Linked DNA regions of Homo sapiens: region 2 is linked to region 1. Evidence: read pairs that join two places in POLR2A ChIA-PET (ENCODE). Cell type or tissue: Caco-2. All regions are shown on one strand.

Evidence for each region. ChIA-PET counts read pairs that join two places held together with the same protein. Peaks named below come from ENCODE experiments on the same cell type or tissue, not always from the same donor. Only the 100,000 strongest peaks of a DNase experiment are listed, where the experiment ranks them.
Region 2: POLR2A ChIA-PET joins it to region 1 with 8 read pairs; 1 of 35 experiments calls an interaction of 5 or more read pairs at or near these places.

The regions. Positions count from the first base shown.
Region 1 is chr20:33,930,601-33,938,600 of GRCh38, reverse strand. No RefSeq gene overlaps it. Among named protein-coding and RNA genes, the nearest start is that of RALY, 59 kb to the left of the region's middle. RefSeq lists an enhancer at 4,903-5,403. In Caco-2, a CTCF peak has its summit at 4,984 (motif pointing left); a DNase peak (open chromatin) is centred at 4,960.
Region 2 is chr20:33,476,552-33,484,551 of GRCh38, reverse strand. No RefSeq gene overlaps it. Among named protein-coding and RNA genes, the nearest start is that of CBFA2T2, 9.5 kb to the left of the region's middle. RefSeq lists an enhancer at 6,546-7,461. In Caco-2, no CTCF peak of the experiment used is centred here; DNase peaks (open chromatin) are centred at 4,265 and 6,961.

The DNA.
Region 1 (8,000 bases):
ATCTGAGATTCTGCTTTTTTTTCTTTTTTTTTAATTTTAGAGATAGATCTCACTCTGTCATCCAGGCTGGGGTGCAGTGGTGCAGTCATAGCTCACTGCAGCCTTGAACTCCTGGCGATCCTCCTGCCTTAGCCTCCCAAGTAGCTGGGACTACAGGTGCATGCCACCATGCCTGGATACTGCATTCCTAACCAGTTCTCAGATGATATTGATACTGCTGGCCGATGGACCTCACTTTGCGTAGAAAAGGTGTCAGCTATAGTAGGTTCTATATCTTTTACCCTGAATGAGATGAGAGCAAACGGAGGGTTTGGATGGATAAATGACATCATCTGATGTAAATTTTTAAAGAATACCAGGCCCAATGTGGTGGCACACGCCTGTAATCCCAGCACTTTGGGAGGCCGAGGTGGGTGGATCACCTGAGGTCAGGAGTTCAAGGCCAGCCTGACTAACATGGTGAAACCCCCATCTCTACTAAACACAAAAAATTAGCTAGGCGTGGTGGCACATGCCTGTAATCCCAATGACTTGGGAGGCTGAGGCAGGAGAATTGCTTGAACCCAGGAGGTGGGGAGGTTGCAGTGAGCCAAGATTGCACCATTGCACTCCAGCCTGGGCAACAAGAACAAAACTCCATCTCAAAAAAAAAAAAAAAAAAAAAAGATACCACTGTCTGCTGGGAGGAAAATAGGTGGGGAATGGGGGTGATGAGCTTAGAAACAGGAAGGTCAGTTAGGAGGATCTGGCAATAATCCATGTGAGAAATGCCCTAGGAGTCATTAAGATTTTATCTAAAAGTTTCAGTCTTTTCAATTTAGTATTTATAACTATTTCCCAAAATACAGGACACACATCACTGGTGGTATATGAGCTCCTAAATTTTAGGTAGGACACAAAGTAACCATGTTTTATTTTTATGGTTATGTGTTTATTACAAGTATTTTTGCTTTTCATTTTTAGTGATGATACACAGTTATCTTTTAAAATAAAAGTTTTTAAGTTTATGAACTATGTATTGATTTAAAGTGAAATGTTAAGTAAATTAACAGTGGTGATACAAACATGGCAAATGTGAAGCTGTCTCCCAAATGCCTGAGGTCTAGGAAACGCTGACTTTAAAATAAATAAAATTAGGCTGGGCATGGTAGCTCACGCCTGTAATCCCAGAAGTTTGGGAGGCTGAGGCAAGCAGATCACTTGAGGTCAGGAGTTCAAGACCAGCCTGGCCAACATGGTGAAACCCCGTCTCTACTAAAATACGAAAATTAGCCAGGCATGGTGGTGTGCACCTGTAATCCCAGCTACTTGGGAAGCTGAGTCAGGAGAATTGATTGAACCTGGGAGGCGGGGTTTGCAGTGAGCCGAGTTCTACAGCGGGGGTTGCAGTGTGCCACTGCACTCCAGCCTGGGCAACAGAGCAAGACTATGTCTCAAATAAATAAATAAAGTAAAATAAAATACATAAAATTATTACTGGTTATTTTTTTAATTTCTTTTTTTTTATTCATGATCCTGCTCGTTCTATAAGGTGGTTATTTCTTAGGGTAATTTTTTTTCTTGAAGAACCCGTCTCGAATTCTCTAATAAAAAAACAGTGAGAAAATGGGAACTCAAATCTGAGACAGGGTTTGTGAGCCACCTTTTTAAAATGCACCCAAGTGTAATAAACACTTCTCACAAAGTCATTGTCCAAAAGGACAGCCCTTGAGTAATGGGAGGCACGGTTGAAAGAGTCACCCCGTGGTGGCTGATCTGAGAGGAATGAGCTGGACTCCAGTTAAGGCAGTTGTCCTCAAGCCTGGCAGGGCATAGTCACAGCTTTAAAAAAAGAAAAAAAAAAGCCCAGGCCCCACCCCAGGTCAATCACATCGGCATCTCTGAGGGCAGGATCTGGCACCTGTGTGCTTTGAAAGCTCCCAGGTGATTCCATGCCTGTCTGTCCTCTTGTTCCTCCTTGGTACAGAGGAGAGGGTATGGCTTTTGGGACAATACAGACCTGGGTTCAAATCTTTCCACTTGCATGCTGTGTGATCTTGAACTATTTATTTGACTGAATTTCCCAAATGCACGCAGCTCATCTGTACAATAAGAATCGTCATACCCGCGCCCCCCCCACCCCCACGGCTTAGGGTAGCTGTGACAATTCAATGACACAAGATTTGTCATGTGCCAACAAACAACATGCCAAACAACAGGGGTTCGGTACACTCTCATCCCCTCCTTTCCTCAGTGACACTCCCGCCACCCAGACGCTGGCACAGAATGAGTGTCTGGTAGTAGGACTTCAGCTCCCTTGAGGGATCAGAGGGTGAAGGTCTGAGCTGATTATTTTGGGGGATTAACAATACCTATGAATCAAATCCTTAATTCATTGTTTTCTATTTTTAATTAATATTTAATTATGTCAGTAAAATGGAACCATTCTTTAAAAAAAAATTATGAACGGAGCACAAGTTTTCTTTGCCCACCTTCTGCAATCCTGGTCCATGGCCCCTTTCCAAATATTGAACTTGGCAAGTGCCTTCCAGATCTTTCAAAAATATATTCACGCATTTTATAGGAACCCATAGAAAATATATAATATTATTTTGTATATTTTAGTAAATAAGTGGATTTTTTACCATATATATCATTATGCAGCTTTTCTTTATGCAACAGTGTATTTGCAAGACTTACTCATGTTGTTACATATGCCTGAGTTCATTCCTTTTAGCTCCTTGATAATGTTCTATCGTAAGAATTACCATAATTTATGTAATTATTTTCCTCTTGATAGACAGATTCTTTCCAACTTCTTACCATCACAATCACAGCTCCCGAGGACATCCTTGTATTTACCTCCACGTACTCATCTGTATTTTTAACCTTTAAAATTACTTTTTATTCGCTCTACAGTGGAATCAGCACTGGATTGGGGGTCCATGCACTTTGACCTGGTTGCCTGGCTCCTCTGAATCCTAGGCTCTCCCCTTGGCACAGATCTTTGCTCCTTTTCCACCACGATTCTCTTACCTTAACCACTGCAACTGCCTTGTCACTGAGCTCCCCATCTCTGGCCAGGTCTCTGGTTCCTCCCAATCCTCACCTAACATCAACCACCATGTCATTCTGCTTAAAATCCTCCATTGGCTGTAGAGCCTGGCTCCAGTGAGGGCAAAACCTGCCTGGGTGAAGCACAGAGGCCCAGGGCTGGGGAGCAGGGGGTCAGAGGGCAGGCAACGGCATTGAGAAGGGCCACAGGGGACAGCACAAAATCAACCTGCCTGGAGAACTCCCTGCTGACCACTCAAATACCCAACCCCATGAAGCCTACTGGGGCATAGCTGCCACTCCCACCTCCTGAACTTGCCTGGGACTGTGTCCTGCTACTATTTCACACTCTGCACCCTGACTTTTAGCATGTTATCTTCCTGCCGGACTCCCCTTGGGCCTGTGAACTCCTCAGAGGCCAGGAGTGTGTCTCTGAATCCTCAGCGGCCAATACAGGGATTGGCTTAAATAGCAGGTGCGACTCCATGTTTGTTGAACAATGGCATGAGCTTCCGCTTGAAGCTTGGTGGGCAGAGCAGCCCTGACAGGTGGTCAGCAGCAGGAGACCCCATGTAGGTGTCAACTGGGGATCCTGAAGTTGGCCAAGTATAGTTTGCAGCATCCAAAATGGCAGGGGGGTGCCAGACTGGTCCTAGCTGGGCTGGAGTCTCAGTTACCTATTGCTATTTAATACGCTACTCCACTCCAAATCTCAGTGGCTTAAAATGATGATGTTTATTGTATTAGTCACGGTTCTCTAGAGGGTCAGAACAAATAGGATATATATATGTATATATATATATATATAAAGGAGAGTTTATTAAGTATTAACTCACATAATCACAAGGTCCCACGATAGGCCGTCTGTAAGCTGAGGAGCAGAGAGCCAGTCTGAGTCCCAAAACTGAAGAACTTGGATGCTCAAGGGCAGGAAGCATCCAGCAGAGGAGAAAGATGTAGGCTGGGACGCTAGGCCCATCTCACCTTTTCACTTTTTTCTGCCTGCTTTATATTCTAGCCATGCTGGCAGCTGATTAGATGCTATCCACCCAGATTGAGGGTGGGTCTGCCTTTTCCAGCCCACTGACTCAAATGTTAATCTCCTTTGGTAACACCCTCACAGGCACACCCAGGATCAATACTTTGTATCCTTCAATCCAATCAAGTTGACACTCAGTATTAACCATTACAGTCCACCCTCCCTCCCTCCCTTCCTTCCTTCCTTCCTTTCTTTTTGGGACAGAGTTTCACTCTTGTTGCCCAGGCTGGAGGGCAATGGCTCAATCTCAGCTCACCGCAACCTCCGCCTCCCAGGTTCAAGCAATTCTCCTGCTTCAGGCTCCCAAGTAGCTGGGAGGCATGCGCCACCACACCTGGCTAATTTTGTATTTTTAGTAGAGACTGGGTTTCTCGGTGTTGGTCTGGCTGGTCTCAACCTCTCGACCTCAGGTTATCCACCTGAGCCTCCCAAAGTGCTGGGATTACAGGTGTGAGCCACCGGGCCTGGCCTTCATTACAGTTATTTCTTATGGTTCTAAGGGATGTCCAGACGCAGACGGGAAGTTCTGCTCCACAAGGTATTTTTGGGGATCACTCCCACATTCAGCTGGAGCTGGAACATTCAAGACACACATAGAAAGGTTCTGGCCCCTTCCCTATCCAGGGGCTCATCCCTGAACCTCAGCCTTAAATGGCTCCTCCCATTGCCCTGCCTCTGTGTTCCTTCCTCTATCCTGTCTTTGTGGCAGCCTTGGTTGTCAAGGAGTAGTTGGACCGGCTGGGCCCTGGCTGGGCCTGTCTCCAGAAGGTTAGTTGGATTTCTTTCTCAGTGGCTCAGGGCTCCAAGAGAACAGAAGCTGCTAGGCCTCTTACAAGCCAGGCATGGAACCGGCACAAGTGAAAGCAGGTCACAAGGCCAGCCCAAATTCTAGGGAGGAGAAATAGTGCCACCTCTTGACAGGAGCCTGCGTGTCCAGGGACAGGAGGCGTTGTTGGCGGCCATCTTTGGAGGCATCTCCCTCAGCTGGGAAAGGAAGCCTGAACCCTTGTTTTCCAGGTGCCAGCCTTTATCATCACCTTTATCTAGGTCTTAGGTGGGGTATTGGTAGGAGGAGGACAGGTGGTTGGTAATCCTGTGGGAGTGGCTCAGCATTTGTAGGGAAAAATCCAGAGTTGTTAAGAATTGCCTAGGCCAATTGCAGTGGCTAACAACTGTAATCCTAGCACTTTGGGAGGCCGAGGTGGGCGGATCACTTGAAGTCAGGAGTTTGAGACAAGCCTGGCCAACACGGTGAAACCCCATCTCTACTATAAATACAAAAAAAAAAAAAAAAAAAAAATTAGCTGGGCGTGGTGGTGGGTGCCTGTAATCCCAGCTACTCGATTCTCTAGCTGATGCAGGAGAATCACTTGAACCCGGGAGGTGGAGGTTGCAGTGAGCCGAGGTTGCAGTGAGCCAAGGTTGCACCACTGCACTCCAGCCTGGGCTACAGAATGAGACTCCAATCTCAAAAAAAAACAAAAAAGAATTGCCAAGGCCATCAAAAAGAGGAGGTAGATGAAGGGAACATAGAGGCAGGACAACGGTAGGAGGGGTCAAGGCTGGGGTTCAGGGCTAAACCTCTGGCTGGAGCAGGGGCCAGAATCCTCCTGCCTGTGTCGAAGATGGCCATCATGTCAGGCTGAACAACCATAACCTGATTTCAGCAAGAAGAGGTGAGAAGAAGCATCCAGAAGTTGCCCACCACTCTAATATGTCAAAGAGACCACAGGTCTCACCCCTCCCCACCCACCTGGGCTGGCACTGAACCCCTCACCTACTGGAATCATTTCTAAGCCCACCCCATCCCCATGCCCAGTTACGGACCAGACAGTTTCCTTGGTTTTTTTTTTTTTTTTTGAGACAGAGTTTTGCTCTTGTTGTCCAGGCTTGGGTGCAATGGCAGGATCTCGGCTCACCATAACCTCTGCCTCCCGAGTTCAAGCGATTCTCCTGCCTCAGCCTCCCAAAGTAGCTGGGATTATAGGCATGCACCACCACACCCAGCTGATTTTGAATTTTTAGTAGAGATGGGGTTTCTCCATGTTGGTCAGGCTGGTGTTAAACTCCCAACCTCAGGTAATCCACCCGCCTCGGCCTCCCAAAGTGCTAGGACTATAGGCGTGAGCCACCGCGCCCAGCCCAGTTTCCTTGTATTTCAATTGCCCCCAGTAATAGACTAAGAATATCTGTCCAGTCTCTCCTCCTAATAAATATTTGAACAGCGGTTTGTTAATTTTTCTTACCCTTCATGATGGAGATTAATTGCTATTTTACATTACATGCAACTTCTATTAGTTTGGGATTTGCTTCCTCAGTGATACCACAAACATTGGGCTTGAATAACACATTTTAACCTAGACAAGCTCATTAAATTCTTGAAGGTGCGTGGACAGAAAGGGGGGAGAACTGGCCCTAGTTTTGCAGTTTTGAGGGCATCAATTTAAATCCATCAGGCAAGTGCCAAACAGGTTTGGGGTTGGGACATGCTCGATGAGGAAGGATGGAGGTTACTGGAAGGACAGTCCTGTTCAGTCCTGCTGCATCTCAGGCCACCAGAACCAGCCCTTCCCCAGAACCAGCCCTTCCCCAGAACCAGCCCTTCCCCAGAACCAGCCCTTCCCCAGAACCAGCCCCACCCCACCTGGCTTCACCCTCAAAGTGTCCAGAGCCTTGGTGCCAAAGAGTTCACCCTGACCCAAATAGGACTGTTGAATCCTATTTTTTAGGGTCCAATTTTACTCCTTGGACCTGACAGTCCTGCTGAGAGGGGTAAAGTTTTCTCACCTGTAAACAGGAGTGGTCATGCCCATTATCATGTTCACCATCATTATTGTCATAAATATCATGCTACCCCTAGACCCAAGGGTTGGACCCTGCTAACACCTGGGATGCACCCCCACTTGTGACTATAGCACCCTATATTATTAAGAACCCCTCTAGTCTTGAAGCCAGCCAACCCAACCACTCCCACTCCTCTCTGACTCGAGACCCTGCTGGCTCCATTGCTTCCTCTCTCCTGCCTACACAGATTATGATCGTACTCCACTTTTTTTTTTTTTTTTTTTTTTTTTTTTTTGAGGCAGTCTTGCTCTGTCACCCAGGCTGGAGTGCAGTGGCACGATCTCAGCTCATTGTAACCTCTGCCTCCCGGGTTCAAGTGATTCTCGTGCCTCAGCCTCCCGAGTAACTGGGATTACAGGCACCTGCCCCCAAGCCTGGCTAGTTTTTGTATTTTTACTAGAGACGGGGTTTCGCCATGTTGGTCAGGCTGCTCTCAAACTCCTCACCTCAGGTGATCTACCTGCCTCACCCTCCCAAAGTGCTGGGATTACAGGCATGAGCCACCGCGCCTGGGCCAATACTATTTTAAGACCAAAGAATCTAAGACGTTTCATAGAGTTATAGAATCAGGTGTCTGTAAGTTATTCTTAGCTTCCTGAAAGACTCCTAACTTCTAGATCAGGGGTGCCCAATCTTTTGGCTTCCCTGGGCCACATTGGAAGAAGAATAGTCTTGGGCCACATGTAAAATACACTAACGGTAGCTGAAGAGCTTATATAATTTATACATCACAAAAAAAGTCTCATAACATCTTAAGAAAGTTGGGCCACATTCAAAGCTGCCCTGGGGTGCTTGCAGCCCACAGGTTGGACAAAATTGTTCTAGATCTTAACCTCTGGTGTTAATCATTTGACGCCTTTCAATTATGCTGAGAATGAGAAAACATACTTGAAGTCATAACCAGAAGCAGCTACGGAAGAAGTTGGTATTTAACACTAGTCATTAGTGCAGACTCCCACAGGTACGGTTCTTTTCCCTGTGGGTCTTTACATCTTTTTTTCCTCCAGGGGCCTCAGTCAGGCTCATCACAATTAACCAGAAAGGTTGTGATCATGTTTTACCTCAAAAGAAAAGGGCATGTGGC
Region 2 (8,000 bases), 450 kb after region 1:
CCGGGCATGGTGGCTTACACCTGTAATCCCAGCACTTTGGGAGGTCGAGACAGGCAGATCACCTGAGGTCAGGAGCTGGAGACCAGCCTGGCCAACATGGTGAAACCCCGTCTCTACTAAAGATACAAAAAAAATTAGCTGGACATGGTGGCAGGCGCCTGTAATCCCAGTTACTCGGGAGGCTGAGGCAGGAGAATCACTTGAACCCAGAGGCAGAAGTTGCAGTGAGCCAAGATCGTTCCATTGCACTCCAGCCTGGGGGACAAGAGTGAGACTTTGTCTCAAAAAAAAAAAAAAAATTAGCTGGGCGTGGTAGCGCGAGCCTGTAGTCCCAGCTACTCAGGAGGCTGAGGCAGGAGAATCCCTTGAACCCGGGAGGTGGAGGTTGCGGTGAGCCAAGATCGAGCCATTGCACTCCAGCCTGGGCAACAAGAGTTAAACTCCATCTCAAAAAAAAAAAAAAAAAAAAAGAAAGAAAGAAAATATTAGGAAATGGAATCTAACAATATATAAAAAGTATAATACATTATGAACAAATTAGGATTACCCAGGGAACACAAGGTTGATTCAAAAACTTGTTGTTTTTTTTTTGAGATGGAGTCTCGCTTTGTCGACCAGGCTGGAGTGTGGAGTACAGTGGTGTGATATTGGCCCACTGCAACCTCTGCCTCCCAGGTTCAAGCAATTCTCATACCTCAGCCTCCAAGTAGCTGGGATTACAGGTGTGCACCATGATGCCCAGCTTTTTTTTTTTTTTTTAGTAGAGACAGTGTTTCATCATGTTGGCCAGGCTGGTCTCAAACTCCCGACCTCAAGTGATCCGCCCACCATGGCCTCCCAAAGTGCTGGGATTACAGGCATAAGCCACCATGCCTGGCCACTTTTTTTGGGGGGGATGGAGTCCCTCTGTCGCCCAGGTTGGAGTGCAGTGGCACAATCTTGCTTCACTGCAACCTCCCCTCCTTGGTTCAAGCAATTCTCCTGCCTCTGCCTTGTCCTCCTGAATACCTGGGACTACAGGCACATGCCACCACGCACGGCTAATTTTTTGTATTTTTAGTAGAGACAGAGTTTCACCATGTTGGCCAGGCTGGTCTCAAACTCAAGTGATCCACCCGCCTCGGCTTCCCAAAGTGCTGAGATTATAGGCGTGAGCCACCACACTTGGTCTCATTCTACTGTTTCTGAAGATAAAACTTTGTTGCTAAGGGCCTGGACAAGGCCTGGTTTCAAAGATAGAGATTTCTCAAGTTCTGTGTGGTTTCAAATATAGAGACAATAAGTTAGTTGACACAAGTCACCAACCTTTTCTATTTATTTGTTATTCTTGCATAGTTCATGGTGGAATGTGTTTATGTTTTGGGGTGGGGGATAGGCCTTTGGGGAGCACATCAGAGCCATAAACCATTAACATTTACAAGTCAAGGGACAGGGCTAGGTGCCTTATAAACTGAATTTGACTTCAACCTTGCAATAACTAAATTTTCCAGCGCCAGGGAAGTTAAGAGATATTATAAGGTCAGCCTGAGTCTGAAGGTTACTCAGGTGATAGAACTTAATTCTGACATTCTTTTCACAGCCTTCTGGAAGCCTTGTAGACTTAGATAGACCTAAGGAAATTGCTTGAGGCCCTGGCTCTTTCTTGTCCAAGTCCAGTGACTGTTTTTCTTTAACTAGTGACGAGAAGGATAAAGATGGGCGTTAGGGAGAAGTGTGTGCTGCCTGCCATCTGCCCTGGCCATGCCCGTTCCGCTAATGAAGGATAAACACAAGGCCAGGCCAGATGACAGTCAGCGAGGGGAAGCGACTTAGAGGTGTTGGTCCTTCTTGGGTAAACAGGAGTCTGAAATACCCATGGCACTTTAAAAAAAATCTCTTTGTGTGCCAGAAAAATATTTGACAGGGCTGGGGCTTTTCTTTTCTTTTTTTTTTTTGAGACACAGTTTCACTCTTGTTGCCCAGGCTGGAGTGCAATGCACGGCATCTCTGCCTCCCGGGTTCAAACGATTTCCCTGCCTCACCGTCCCGAGTAGCTGGGATTACAGGCATGAGCCACCACACCTAGCTAATTTTGTGTTTTTAGTAGAGACGGGGTTTCTCCATGTTGGCCAGGCTGGTCTCGAACTCTGGACCTCAGGTGATCTACCCGCCTTGGCCTCCCAAAGTGCTGGGATTACAGGTGTGAGCCACTAGGCCCAGCAGCTGGGGCTTTTCTAATAAGCAAGGCTTTTTCTCCCAAAAAGGCTGAAGAGCCCAAAACTCCCAGAGGGAGAGATGAACGAGTTCTTTGGCTACTGGTTATATGATTAAAATTTATTATTGTTTATGCTTATGAGAGGAATGTGAGCATAGTCATGGTGAAGAATTTGTACACTACATAAGAAGATTGTGACAAAAATAACAGTGAATTCTTTTTTTCCTTAACTCTAATCTCATGACAGATTATCTTAATTCTTAACATTGAGGAATAGGCCAGGGAGGTGGTGGCTCATGCCTGAATCTCAGCACTTTGTGAGGCCAAGGTGGGAGGATTCCATGAGGCCAGGAGTTTAAGACCAGCCTGGGCAACATAGCAAAACCCCATTGGCCAGCTGCAGTGAGCAGTGATTATGCCACTACACTTCAGCCTGGACAATAGAGCAAGACTCTGTCTCAAAAAATAAAAAGAAAAAAGAAAGAAATTGTCACCATTTTACTGTATAGTATTCCCAACGTTTTTCTGTTCATGGACCTATTTACATAATTGAGATCATACTATTAGCACATTTCTGCATCCTGCCTTTTATTTTTTTAATATTTTTATTTATTTATTTATTTATTTATTTATTTATTTTGAGACAGACTCTTACTCTGTTGCCCAGGCTGGAGAGCAACGGCATTGATCTCGGCTCACTGCAACCTCCGCCTCCCAGGTTCAAGTGATTTTTCTGCCTCAGCCTCCTGAGCAGCCTGGGATTACAGGCACGTGCCAGCACGCCCAGCTAATTTTCATATTTTTAGTGGAGATGGGGGTTTCACCATATTGACCTGGCTGGTCTCGAACTCCTGACCTCAAGTGATCTACCTGCCTCGGCCTCCCAGAGTGTTGGGATTACAGCCACTTTGCCCAGCCTGCATCCTGCCTTTTGAAAAACTATCCTAGGCCTGGTGCTGTGGCTCGCACCTGTAATCCTGGCACTTTGGGAGGCCAAGGTGGGCAGATCACTTGAGATCAGGAGTTCAGACCAGACTGGCCAACATGGTGAAACCTCATCTCTACTAAAAATACAAAAATTAGCCGGGCGTGCTGGCACGCACCTGTAGTCCCAGCTACTCAGGAGACTGAGGCAGGAGAGTCGCTTCAACCCGGGAGGTGGATGTTGCAGTGAGCCAAGTTTGTGCCACTGCACTCCAGCCTGGGTGACAGAGTGGACTCTGTCTCAAAAAAAAAAAAAAAAAAAAAAAAAAGGCTGGCCACGGTGGCTCACACCTGTAATCCCGGCACTTTAGGAGGCCGAGGCAGGCAGATCACTTGGGGTCAGGAGCTTGAGACTAGCCTGGCCAATGCAGTGACACCCTGTCTCCACTCAAAATACAAAATTAGCCAAGTGTGGTGGCACACACTTGTTATCCCAGCTACTTGGGAGGCTGAGGCGGGAGGATTGCTTGAACTCAGGAGGCCGAGGTTGCAGTGAGCCGAGATCGGGCCACTGCACTCCAGCCTGGCAACACAGCGAGACTCCATCTCAAATAAATAAATAAATAAATAAATAAATAAAAGTTAAACAAATGACACCTCCAAGACTCTAATGTCCTTAAAATAAAATTCAAACTGCCCACCATGATCTACAAAGTCCTACATTGTTTGGACCCAGCCTATCACTTCCCTCACCTCTTCTTTTTTTTTTTTTTGAGACAGAGTTCCACTCTTGTCACCCAGGCTGGAGTGCAATGGGGCACCATCTCAACTCACTGCAACCTCCACCTCCCGGGTTCAAATGATTCTCCTTCCTCAGCCTCCCGAGTAGCTGGGATTACAGGCGCCCGCCACCACGCCCAGCTAAGTTTTGTATTTTTAGTAGAGGCAAAGTTTCACCATGTTGGCCAGGCTGGTCTCAAACTCCTAGCCTCAGGTGACCCACCCGCTTCGGCCTCCCAAAGTACTGGGATTACAAGCATGAGCTACTGAGCATGGCCCCATCACCTCTTCTTTACCTTCCACACCCGCAGAGCTTTTCATTCCCTCTGTCCCACCCCTTGTCCCAGTTGTTCAGGCTGGAGGGACAGAGAGACCTCTAGGCAGAGTGGGCGGGGCTGCACGCTGCAATCTTGGAGACCAGGGAAGGGATGTTTAAGCCTGAGGCCAAGGAAGGCATATACATGGTTTCATGAATGCCCTGGAGGACTGTGATTTGCTTTTTAAATTTTTCCTCTAAACAAATGGCCCTAGACAGGCTAAAAGAGAGGAGAAATCCAGATATTTGAAGCCTTCTTTGAGAATGTTAAAGACTTACCTGTTCAGAGCTGCCCACCCTTAGAGCAGAAGGTCCCAGATCTCATGCTGATGCATGTGAATCCCTAGGGGCCCTCAGAATTTGGTCTCAAACAGCAACCTGGCTATCAAGTCTGATTGTCTATGGGGGAGTGGTACAAAAGACACACTTTGGATAGGTCTGTTACTAGGCTGGGGTAAATCATAGTCTCTATGTGGCATTTCCCCATCTGTGAGAACAGCACCTGGCTTAGGGGCTGTGGGTAGTGGGTGAGAAAACCATATTAGGTGCTGTGCATGGCACCAAGCACAGAGCTTGTGCATTCTTCCCTCCATCACCAAACACATACCATGTGCCAAGCACTGTCCTGAGCATCAGGGCTACAACTGTGCACAAGACAGACCAAATTCCCACCCCACGGGGGAGGCATTCTGTGAGGGGACAGTGACCATGAACTGGCAATGAGCATAGTCAGTATACACTATGCTAGGTACTCCAAGGAAAAACAAGGCAGGAGAAAGGCAAGAGGTGCAACCCAACTTTTTTTTTTTTTTTTTTTTTTGAGACAGAGTCTTGCTCTGTTGCCCACGCTGGAGTGCAGTGGTGCGATTTCGACTGACTGCAACCTTGGCCTCCTGGGTTCAAGCGATTCTCCTGCCTCAGCCTCCCGAGTAGCTGGGATTACAGGCATGTGCCACCACGTCCGGCTAACTTTGTATTTTTAGTAGAGACAGGGTTTTGCCATGTTGGCCAGGCTGGTCTCGAACTCCTGACCTCAAGTGATCCGCCCGCCTTGGCCTCCCAAAGTGCTGGGATTACAGGTGTGAGCCACCGCACCCGGCCAAGTGCTACTTTATATAAGGAAGCAGAGAGAGTGTTCTCTAAGGAGGTGTTAATTAAACTCTAAAACCTGGAGAAGGTAAGACAGCCGCCAGGCTGAGTAAGGGTAGCAGGAACAAAGGCCCGGAGGCAGAAAGATGGCTGCACAGAAAGGACATCAGGATACAGCAGAGACTGAGAAAGGGGACTGCGGCCAGATAACGTGGGGCCTGGTAGGCCATAGTAAGAAATCTGACTTTATTTTTTATTTCTAATTTAATTTAATGTATTTATTTGAGACTGGGTCTCACTCTGTCACTCAGGCTGGAATGCAGTGGCACGATCATGGCTCACTGCAGCTTTGACCTCCTGGGCTCAAGTGACCCTCCCATCACAACCTCCTGAGTAGCTGAGACCACAGACACACCTGGCTAATTTTAAATTTTTTTTTTTTTTTGAGACAGAGTCTCACTCTGTTGCCCAGGCTGGAGTGCAGTGGCGTGATCTCCGCTCACCACAACCTCCACCTCCTGGGTTCAAGCGATTCTCCTGTCTCAGCCTCCCAAGTAGCTGGGACTACAGGCGCATGCCCCCATGTCCAGCTAATTTTTGTATTTTTAGTAGAGACGGGGTTTCACTATGTTGGCCAGGCTGGTCTTGAACTCCTGTCCTCGTGATCCGCCCGCCTCGGCTTCTCAAAGTGCTGGGATTACAGGCATGAGCCACTGCACCCAGCTAAAATTTTTTGTAGGGACAAGGTCTCTTTATGTTGCCCAGGCTGGTCTAGAGCTCCTGGGCTCAAGCAATCCTTCTATCTTGGCTTCCCAAAGTGCTGGGTTTATAGGCTTGAGCCACTGTGCTCTGCCAGGAATTTGAATTTGTTCTCCACAAATTTCAGAGCCTCTAGATAGTTTTGAGCAAAGGAGCGACATGATCATCCCTCTAGAGAGAAGGGTATGCCAGGGGAGGCAACGGTGGAAAACCACTGGGTGATTCTGGAGGGAGACCGTGATGGCTTGGAACAAGGTAGTGGCAGTAGAGATGGTGAGTAGGGGTTGGATGTGTGTTCTGTTTGAAGGTGGAGATGGTGGAGTTTGCTGATGGCTTGTTTGTGGGGTATGGAAAAGAGCAGGATGAAGGGTGACTCCAAGGTTCTGGGCTGAGCAGCTGAAAGGATGGAGCAGCCACAGGCTGAGGTGGTGACAGCTGTGGGATGAACAAACACATGCCAAGGGCGAAAGCAGGAGTTCAGGTCTGGGGATGTTAACTTTGGGATGTCTGCATGAGGGTGTAGATAGGATTGGGGTTTCTCCACTCCTGCTTTTCTCTGCTGGTGGTGTTGGGGCCACAGTGGATGTGGAATGTGTATAGGTTGAAATAATCTGAATGTGACTTATTCGCACCTTCCACAGCCTCCAGTGCAGATGAGCCTTGGCCTTTGTGAGGTTGCCAAGCCTTTCCTCCCCCTGCACTCTGGGCCTCCCATCTGGAGCACCTGCCCCAGGTGTCAGCTGTGCTGGAAACTGTTCATTCCAGGCCCAGACTTATTATGTGATCTTAAACTGCCTCTGGGAGATAGTGGGGACAGGGCCCACAATTCCCCAGGGCTTCCCTCCCTCGTCCACCTCCGAAGGTGGAGGCTTCTGCTGGCGCCTGGGACAGAGTTGGGTGCAGTTGTTTGCTTTACAACACCAACAATTGAGCCTATCCCCTCGGTGCCCCAGGGCACAGCTCCACACCTGTTCTCCAGCCTCCATCCCAGGTGCAGGCCCTGCAGAGAACAAAAGAACACCTTCGCACCAAGGTCATTGCAAGTACAAACTATGGAGGGTTAGGAACTATTTGCAGTTTCAGCCACCCACTGGGGGTTTTGGAATCTATGCCCAGAGGATACAGTGGGGGTGGGGTGGGGCAGATTACTGTGCCTCGATGGGCCTTGTTGGGGGTGAGGGGAAGAAAGGCTGCAGAGAAGAGAGCCCTATTCTGAAAAGGGAGAAAAACTCTGGAGAATTAGAGGGTTTGAATCAGCACTATCCCAGAGAACATTCTGCAGTGATCTGTGCAGCTCAGTATGATAGCCACCGCACATGGCTGTCGAGCACTTCAAATTTGGCTGGTGCAACTGAGGAACTAAAGTACCAATTTTATTTAATTTTAATTAATTGAAATTTAAATAGCCTAGTGGCCACCCAATGGACAGCACATGTTTCCTTTCCTTTTATTTTATTTTATTTATTTCGCTCTGTTGCCCAAGCAGGAGTGTAGTGGCTTGATTTCGGCTCACCACAATCTCCGCCTCCCGGGTTCAAGCGATTCTTCTGCCTCAGCCTCCCTATTAGCTGGGACTACAGGCTCGCGCTACCATGCCCGGCTAATTTTTCTTTGTTTGTTTGATTTTCTTTTTTTTTTTTTGAGACGGAGTTTCACTCTTGCTGCCCAGGTTGGAGTGCAATGGCACGATCTCAGCTCACTGCAACCTCTGCCTCCCAGGTTCAAGCGATTCTCCTGCCTCAACCTCCCAAGTAGCTGGAATTACAGGCGCCCGCCACCACGTCCGGCTAATTTTTTGTGTTTTTAGTAGAGACGGGGTTTCACCATGTTAGCCAGGCTGGTCTCGAACTCCTGACCTCGTGATCCACCTGCCTCAGCCTCCCAAAGTGCTGGGATTATAGGTGTGAGCCACTGTGACCGGCCAAATTTTTGTATTTT